2 separate regions of the Homo sapiens genome follow, and region 2 is linked to region 1. A link is a contact called in ENCODE Hi-C or POLR2A ChIA-PET data. All regions are on one chromosome and are shown on one strand. The core of a region is the stretch at or near the end of the contact, and the rest is flanking DNA. Distances in the headings are between cores, read along the strand shown. Region 1 overlaps EIF2AK4 (eukaryotic translation initiation factor 2 alpha kinase 4). Region 2 holds the start of SRP14 (signal recognition particle 14).

Region 1 (3,966 bases), core at 653-3,152:
ATGCCCTAGGTATTCCAAATACTGACCTTTGCTCTGGTTCCTAAAGGGTCAAAGACGAGGCTCCTTATTCAAAAACAGCTTTGGGAGTGAGATTCTGCCCCTTGTGCTTCTTAACCATTCTTCATTGGCTGTCTCATTCATTTAAGTTGTAGAATGCAAATAACTTCCTTAGTCTAGCCAGAGGAGTTTCAATACCTGTAAATCACAGGTGCATGTTTAATTACAAAGCCAAGTTTTATCCAATTTGGGAGAACCCTTCTTGAGATGTTTCCTCAGGCCTAAGATGTTTGTCCAGGTCCTTCACTTAAGTGTTTTCTAATTTCGTCCTGCCTCTGTTTTCAGTCCAAGCCAGAGCTAAGTTCTGTCAGTTTCTGTTAAATGGGAGATAAGATCCCTTCAGTCTGGATTTTTCCAGATGCTCCTCTGGTCCAGCTATCCTGCAGGAGTTGACCTGGGCTGGTTTCTTCCCTTTCTGACACTCTTTGTTTTTTACCTTCTTTTTCCCAATCATTTGCTTTTATTCACTTCTTCCATTTGCAACATTTCTTTTACCCTTCACATTTCTTTCCCTATTCCACCTATCGCAGTAGCCAGTTGGCCTGGTTTACATTGTTATGCTCTGTCACTGATGGTCTTACCATTACAGATGTGAAAGTAGCTGCACCTGTGTTTGAGATTGTTTTTGTGTAAAGTGAATATGATATATATATATATATATACACACACATACATACAGTTGTGGAAAGGGGCCAAGTTTGATTCTTTATGTTGGTTTCTCGCCTTGAAGTATATGAAAATATTAAGATTTCTAAAGAAATCTTTTATGGTATCTTTTTAATGCAATGGAGCTTTAAACATATTTATTTAAATGCACCCTAACAATGAGGTTGGCCAAAATGACAAATATGATGATAGAATCACAGATGGAAAGTTTCATTTCCATCTTCAAAATGTCACCTTTAGTGTTCTGCCTTCTTCATTGATGAAGAGTAATTTAGTCAAGGTTAGCAATAGCATCATGTGTTGTTAAAAACAGTACTGGGAGGTTTAAGTAGAAGTACCTTTCCTTTCCCGTTTAGTAGCAAAATGAATGGGCTCGGTAGGTAAAACTTTCCTAGTTCTCTTCTTAAATAGCTGTATGCTCTGTCAGTTTTAAACTTGAGATCAGCACAATTTCTTATTCTTTTTTTTTTTTTTTTTTTTTTGAGATGGAGTCTGGCTGTGTCGCCCAGGCTGGAGTGCAGTGGTACGATCTCAGCTTCCTGCAAGCTCCGCCTCCCAGGTTCACGCCATTCTCCTGCCTCAGCCTCCTGAGTAGCTGGGTCTACAGGCGCCCGCTACTACACCCGGCTAATGTTTTGTATTTTTAGTAGAGACAGGGTTTCACCATGTTAGCCAGGATGGTCTCAATCTCCTGACCTCGTGATCCGCCCACCTCGGCCTCCCAAAGTGCTGGGATTACAGGCGTGAGCCATAGCGCATGGCCTTCTTATTCTTTTAACAAGATTTTTCTTTAGACTATTTTGTATACTTCTCTCCCTGGAGTGGTTTGATAGACTGTGCTTGGTTAAGGAGCTGCCAAGAACTGTTTTTATGAACTTTGCTGTCCAGCCCTGGTTAACAAAAGAAAAATGCCATTCACAAAGAATGAAAACAGCAACCTTCCATTTGTAGTTATATTTTTACATATTAGTGAACACCCTTTGGAGCAAGATTTTGTTTCAAATCAGCCTCTGTGATGGGTAAGACTCTGGAGTCAAAACATCTGGGTTCAGGTCTCACCTCTATGTCCTACTGGCTGAGTGAATTAACCCCCTGCCCTGCGTTTCCTCCTCTGTGAAACTGGGATAATAGCACTGCCTACCTCATGAGGTGGTTGTGAGGATTAAATTAGTTAACAGCCATAAAGTGCCTGGCACTTGGCCCAGACTGAGTCAGTGCTGGTTTTCATCACCATCCTCAGTAGTGAGAACTATGAAGAAATGTGGGTGTTGCCAGGCATTTTATCCCTTTTTGTTCAAAGCTGAACCTTTTCTATATACGGCTACCCTGTTGCCAAAATTATTGATTCAGAGAAGTTCATTTTTAAAGTGAGATCTTGGTGGCTATAAATCTCTTAAAAATACTGTGCATTCTAGGTAGGCTGTAACATTTTTCTGATCCAGATTTACTTTCAAGTCAATAACATTTATGTCACAGTTGAGTTACAGTTGATAACGCAATTCAGAAACCCAACAGGGCATATATAGGGATGCTCATTGCAGCATTTTGTGAAAATGTGAAAAATTGGAAATAATCTCAACAGTAGGAGAATGTGTAAATAAATTCTGGTAGGTCCACGCCTATACAGAAGTTTAAAAAAAATCTTTAAGTACTGGCTTAGAAAGAGCTCCAAGACACATGGTGGAATGAAAAAAGCAAGCTGAAGAATAATGTATATAAGATGATATTGCTTAAAAAAATCAAAAAACAATACTATTTTGTTTGGATGGTTGTATGTTTATGTGTATAAATGCATAGAAAAATCTCTACAATGAGACACCCTAAGTGGAAGAAAGAATTGGAAGGGGAGGTTGGTCAAAGGCTTTATCATTATCAGTAATGTTTTAATATTTGCAAGGAGAAGGTATATATGTTTTAATGATATAATTAAAAAGTAATTTTAAATTTAAAGGAAAATACGGTATCTTATACAAATGGTTTTATTAGAATTTTTTTGCCTGTTCAAGCTATGAAATTAGGAGTACCTTGCTTTTTACTGCTGCAACATAAAAAAAAGTTACCATTTATGATAGTTGCTGTCACCACTTTGTATGTATAGATTTTTAAGTCCAGAACTCACAACGACAGTTGATTCTTTTAAGTATATTGTTTTAATTATAGGTCAAGTGCTACCAAGTCGTACTACTTGGGCCGTTGTAATGAAAGTAGCTTGGCATGGTGGTTCATGCCTGTAATCCCAGCATTGCAGGAGGCCTAGGTGAGAGTATCTCTTGAGTCCAGGAGTTCAAGACCTGCCTGGGCAACATAGTAAGACCTCATCTCTACTTTTTTAAGTATTCCAGCACAGCAGGGCGTGATACCTCACACCTGTAATCCCAGCACTTTGGGAGGCTGAGGCAGGCAGATCACTTGAGGTCAGGAGTTCAAGACCAGCCTGGCCAACATGGCAAAACCCCATATCTACTAAAAAGACAAAAATTAGCCATGCATGGTGACACTCACCTGTAATCCCAGCTACTTGAGAGCCTGAAGCAGGAGAATCGCTTGAACCTGGGAGGTAGAGGTTGCAGGTTGCAGTGAGCCAAGATAGTGCCACTGCACTCCAGCCTGGGCAAGAGAGCAAGACTTCGTCTCATAATAAAATAAAATAAAATGAAAATAAATAAACAAAACATTCCAGCATGGTGGTACACGCCTGTAGTCCCAGTTACTCAGGAGGCTGAGGCAAGAGGATGCTTTGAGTCTAGGAGTTCGAGGCTGCCATGAGTGATGATCGCAACACTGCTTTCCAGCTTGGGTGACAGAGCAAAACCTTATCTCAAAAAAAAAAATTAAAATTAAAAAAAAAGGCCAGCTTAAATCAGTTACAGTTTAACTACTTAGACTTTAACTTAGACTTTAGCTTGCATTGAAATCATTTGGAGCTCTTGTTAAAGCACAGATCACTGTCCAAACCTCCAGAGATGCTGATTTACTAGGTCAGGGGTATAGTAGAATTTGTATTTCTAACATTTTTTAGGGGATACTGATGCTACTGGCCAGGGACCCCACTTTGAGAAGCCCTGGGTTAAAGGTATGGCTTGTTTTTCTTCATTAAAAAACAAAACAAGAATTGTCTATTACACCATTAAACAGTAAGTTAATGGGTTCAAGGAATGAAGATTAAAAGAAAGTATATGAGGCCGGGCACGGTGGCTCACGCCTGTAATCCCAGCACTTTGGGAGGCCGAGACAGGCAGATTG
Region 2 (3,966 bases), core at 1-2,500, 69 kb after region 1:
GAAATAATAGCATCACCTGGTACCAAGAAACTGCTTATTGAAGGCCCAGCACAGTAAGGGGCTAAGGAATCAAATATTTATGCCAGCTGCTCCTTACAGTACTACGAATAAGGACCAATATGCTACTTTCATTTCCACAAGAGCTTTAGCAGAACTAACGACTGTCTGACCTCTACCTTCTTATTTTATTCTTGAGGTTTCCACTACTAAAGTATAGGAAGGTCCTGGTCTCAAAAATAGCCACACAGGGCAAAAGGGAAAAACAAATAAAAGCCTGGTTCAGAAACGCCCCATCCTCTGTTAAGTTCAAGTCTTTACATTTCAAAAGACAGCCTTAGAAATTAAGCTCACCACAGTGCTGATCTTCTTCTTCCCATCGGTAGCTCTTAACAGACACTTGTTGTCTGCGGGCTCAAAGCCCTCCACAGTACCCTTCTTTGGAATGGGTTTGGTTCGACCGTCATCTGAAGGAAAAAATGCATCCTGGTGAACACGGCCGCGTACGTGGCTGAGCGGCAGACAAACAGTTAAAACAGAGGAGTGGGGTAAGTGATGACCTAACCCAGCCCCGCTGCTCTAGTTTTGTTAAACACCTCATCTGCTATCACGGTCTGGCGAAACCCTGGAGAAACTATTATTTCCACGACGGAAACATGTAATATCGAAGCACGTTAAATTCCACTCAAAGTGGCGGCGTCTGGGATCCCTGACAAAGAGCCCTGGGCTGCTTGGGGCCCATTGTTACCAGAAGCAACCTAGGCGGCTCAGTGCTGGGGACTGAGCCAGCTACAATCCCTACTATTTTCCGGGCCCGAAGCCCCGAATGTGCTCAGTACAGGGTGGGGAAAGGTAGAGGAAGGCGGCGGTCCGCGGCAGACAGACTCCGGTGGCTCCCAGACACCGGGAACCCAGGGAGCATCGCCCGGCTCCCCTCCCGCTGCTTACACTTCTTCAAGGTGATATAGACGCTGCCCGACGTCCGGCACTTCTGGAAAAGTCTGGTCAGCTCCGTCAGGAACTGGAAAACAACAGGCCCAGCCCCGTTAGCCAGCCCCAAATCCTCGTCCTGCCGCGTCAAGGCCCTGGTCCTCCTGCAGGAGGCACAGGTCTCGAGTAACGCCTGAGCCGCCCCCTTCCCTCGGCCGGCCAGGCCTAGCCATACCTGCTCGCTCTCCAACAACACCATCGCGGCGACGCTGGCTCGACTCCCTCCGCTTAAGCCCCTAGCAGTGAGAGCCGGAAGTTCGGCCTAGGCTGGGCGGGACTTCCGCTACTAGACTTCCATTGTCTTCCACCAATCTCTTCTCTTCCACCAATCCCGGCCTGCGCCCTCCCCCCTCCCCGCCCGCCTAGCGCCCGCGCCCTGGGACGTCCGGGGGCCTGTGACCCGGAGGCGCTGGGGCTGTCCTGGGTCGTCACATGCGAGAAATCGTCTCACCCCAGCCAGTGTGACGGAGTGAGAGCAAAAGAAAGTTTTGATAGCAGCGTACGATTTATATTCAGCTGTATGCTGGGCAGGTAACCTAACAACTCAGTGACTCAGTTTCCTTATCCATAAAGTAAGGGTAATGATAGTATCTACCGCGCAGTGTGGTCGTGAAGCGTAAATGAAACTCAGATTAAATACGTAGAACAGTGCCTGGCACATAGAGCGTGTTCAGTAGGTATCAGCTATTGTTCTTTTCATTATTGTCATTATAAGTTCCTGTAGAGATCCTTTAAACTCTCCCTAAACGCTGACCTGCAGCTCTAGCCAGAAGGGCTGGGCCGGGCGTGGTGGCTCACGCCTGTAATCCCGGCACTTTGGGAGGCCGAGGCGGGTGGATCACGAGGTCAGGAGATTGAGACCATCCTGGCTAACACGGTGAAACGCTGTCTCTACTAAAAATACAAAAAAGTTAGCCGGGCGTGGTGGCGGGCACCTGTAATCCTAGCTACTCGGGAGGCTGAGGCAGGAGAATGGCGTGAACCCAGGAGGCAGAGCTTGCAGTGAGCTGAGATCGCGCCACTGCACTCCAGCCTGGAAGACAGAGCGAGACTCCGTCTCAAAAAAAAAAAAAAAAAAAAAAAAAATGAGGGGCTGGAGCCCAGTCTTTAGTTCTACCTCTGATTAGTCAGGAGAACTAGGTTGTAAGCCCTCTCTGCCACTAGCCAACTTGAACCCTGGGCCCTCTATAAAGTCAAGCATTCCACCACACAAGAGGTTTTCGCTGAGTGCCTCTCAGTCTGTGCCAGGCACGGTTGTAGAGGTTGGGGATGCAGCAGGATAAGAAAAGCTAAGTTCCTGGTTTCCTGGAAGTTGGGTTAAAGGGGCAGGGAGGAAATAAACAATGAAGCAAACAAGTAAGTAGTACAGCTTCAGATAATGAATTCCGTGAGACAGCCTAAGCAGGGCTGTATAATGAGAGTGGGAAGGGGACTGCCTGGGTTGGGGTCAGGGGAGTTCTCGTCGAAAAGGAGAACTTTGAGTTGAAAGCTGAAAGGACCAGCCATCCAAAGATCTAGGGACACAGTGTTTCAGACACAGGGAACGGCTAGAGCAAAACCTTCAAAGGGGAAACAAGTTGCCCTGTGTCTGTAAGACTGGCAGGTGCGGGTGGGGGTGAGGAGGGCTTGTGGAGCAAGGAGTAAAGGAGTATGGAGAGGTAGCTGGGGACCAGATTATGTAGGGCCCGTGACCATAGTAAGCCTGGATTTTGTTCTAGATACAAAGAGAAGACTCGTTAAGGAAGTTTTCAACAGAACACTGAAAATCTGATTTATATTTTTTAAAGATCCCCCTGTCTGTGTTGTGGAGAATGCACTGTAGAGAGACAGGGCAGGAAATGAGGAGCCCAGTTAGGAGATTCAAACTTAATGGCTTAAATATGTTCACTCTCTGATTTCACATTTTCTTCCAAATGGCCAGCGCCCGTTGCCCACTTCCTGCCCTAGGCTGATGACCTTGTGTAGCCAACCTGTATTGGCTTTTGGTTCTCCAGCATTTGAACCTGTTTGCAATCCCCTGTTGTGTGGGTTTTGGTGAGAGGCAATAAATAAATAAATAGAAGGGTCAGAGGGTCACTCTCTCAACTGCCCTCAGCACCTGGGCTCAAGCATATGACCTAACGTGGGTCAATCTGGTGCTCTCAACCAGGACTTTGACTTCTGAGCTAGTAATACCAAGGCCCAGGGCTCTTGCATGGGTGTCCAGTCATTTGAATGTGAGGATGTTTTTGCTCATCTGTATTGGCAGATATCATGAAAATTATGCATGGGCCCTTTTTAAAAAAATTTTATCTCATCAGCTATCATTAGTGTTAGTGTGTTTTACATATGGCCCAGGACGATTCTTTCAATGTGGCCCAGGGAAGCCAAAAGGTTGGACACGCATGCTAGAGGTTATTCATATGGTGCCATCACAAAGTGGTCTTGTGTTGGCGGCCCTATAGGAGGGGTTTTCACCAGACTGTTCTAATCTTTGCTAGTCTTGAGGTGTGCGAAGATGACTCCCCAATTTTTAATTATAGCTTTTACCTCTGTATTGAGCTCCAAACTTGCATATTCAGCTGTCCACTTGGTAGTTCCACCTGGATGTGTAATGAGCATCTCAGATATTACGTGACCAAATCAAAACTTTTTACTTCCCACATCTTTGCTATTTATTAAATGGCACCACCGTCTGACCAGTTACTCAAATAAAAACAACCATGAATCATCCCAGATTCCTTTTTCTTTTTGAGGCAGGGTCTCACTCTGTCACCCAGGCTAGAGTGCAGTGGTGCAATCTCGGCTCACTGCAGCGTCCACCTCTCAGGCTCAAGCTATCCTCCAGCCTCAGCCTCCTAAGTACTTGGGTCTATAGGCATGAGCCGCTGCCACCAGCTGTTCTTTTTCTTTTAATTTTCACATCTACACCTGCATGAGTCCTGTTAGCTATCTTGAAAGTTTAATCTGATTGCAATCACACTAGCATCTGGACTTCTG

Evidence for each region. A loop is a pair of places that touch in the nucleus more often than their neighbours do. ChIA-PET counts read pairs that join two places held with the same protein, here RNA polymerase II (POLR2A). Pooled maps may share reads with other maps.
Region 2: a pooled map shows a loop between it and region 1 (7-fold over the local background). The contact joins the promoter of SRP14 here to the enhancer-like site in region 1. A Hi-C loop is called at or near these places in 4 of 168 maps with a recorded cell type or tissue (PC-3, chondrocyte, endothelial cell of hepatic sinusoid and 1 more) and 3 of 50 pooled maps. POLR2A ChIA-PET finds 5 or more read pairs at or near these places in 9 of 52 experiments (AG04449, H1, MCF 10A and 5 more).

Annotation. Positions count from the first base shown.
Region 1 is chr15:39,968,174-39,972,139 of GRCh38, forward strand. The region is part of intron 9 of EIF2AK4 (eukaryotic translation initiation factor 2 alpha kinase 4); the gene reads left to right. Among named protein-coding and RNA genes, the nearest start is that of EIF2AK4, 36 kb to the left of the region's middle. Within about 2 kb of position 1,903, at least 6 of the 41 ENCODE cell types and tissues checked have a DNase peak (open chromatin) inside an H3K27ac peak, as active enhancers do; they include PC-9, where a contact is called at or near this core.
Region 2 is chr15:40,037,931-40,041,896 of GRCh38, forward strand. SRP14 (signal recognition particle 14) reads right to left here and starts at 1,251. Exons shown (of 5, transcript NM_003134.6): 1 at 1,163-1,251; 2 at 946-1,018; 3 at 352-464. The coding sequence starts at 1,186. SRP14-DT (SRP14 divergent transcript) reads left to right here and starts at 1,381. Exons shown (of 3, transcript NR_040060.1): 1 at 1,381-1,518. LOC124903471 (a long non-coding RNA gene) reads left to right here. Exons shown (of 2, transcript XR_007064596.1): 2 at 1-479. RefSeq lists enhancers at 269-1,214, 915-964, 985-1,164, 1,215-2,159 and a silencer at 1,245-1,454.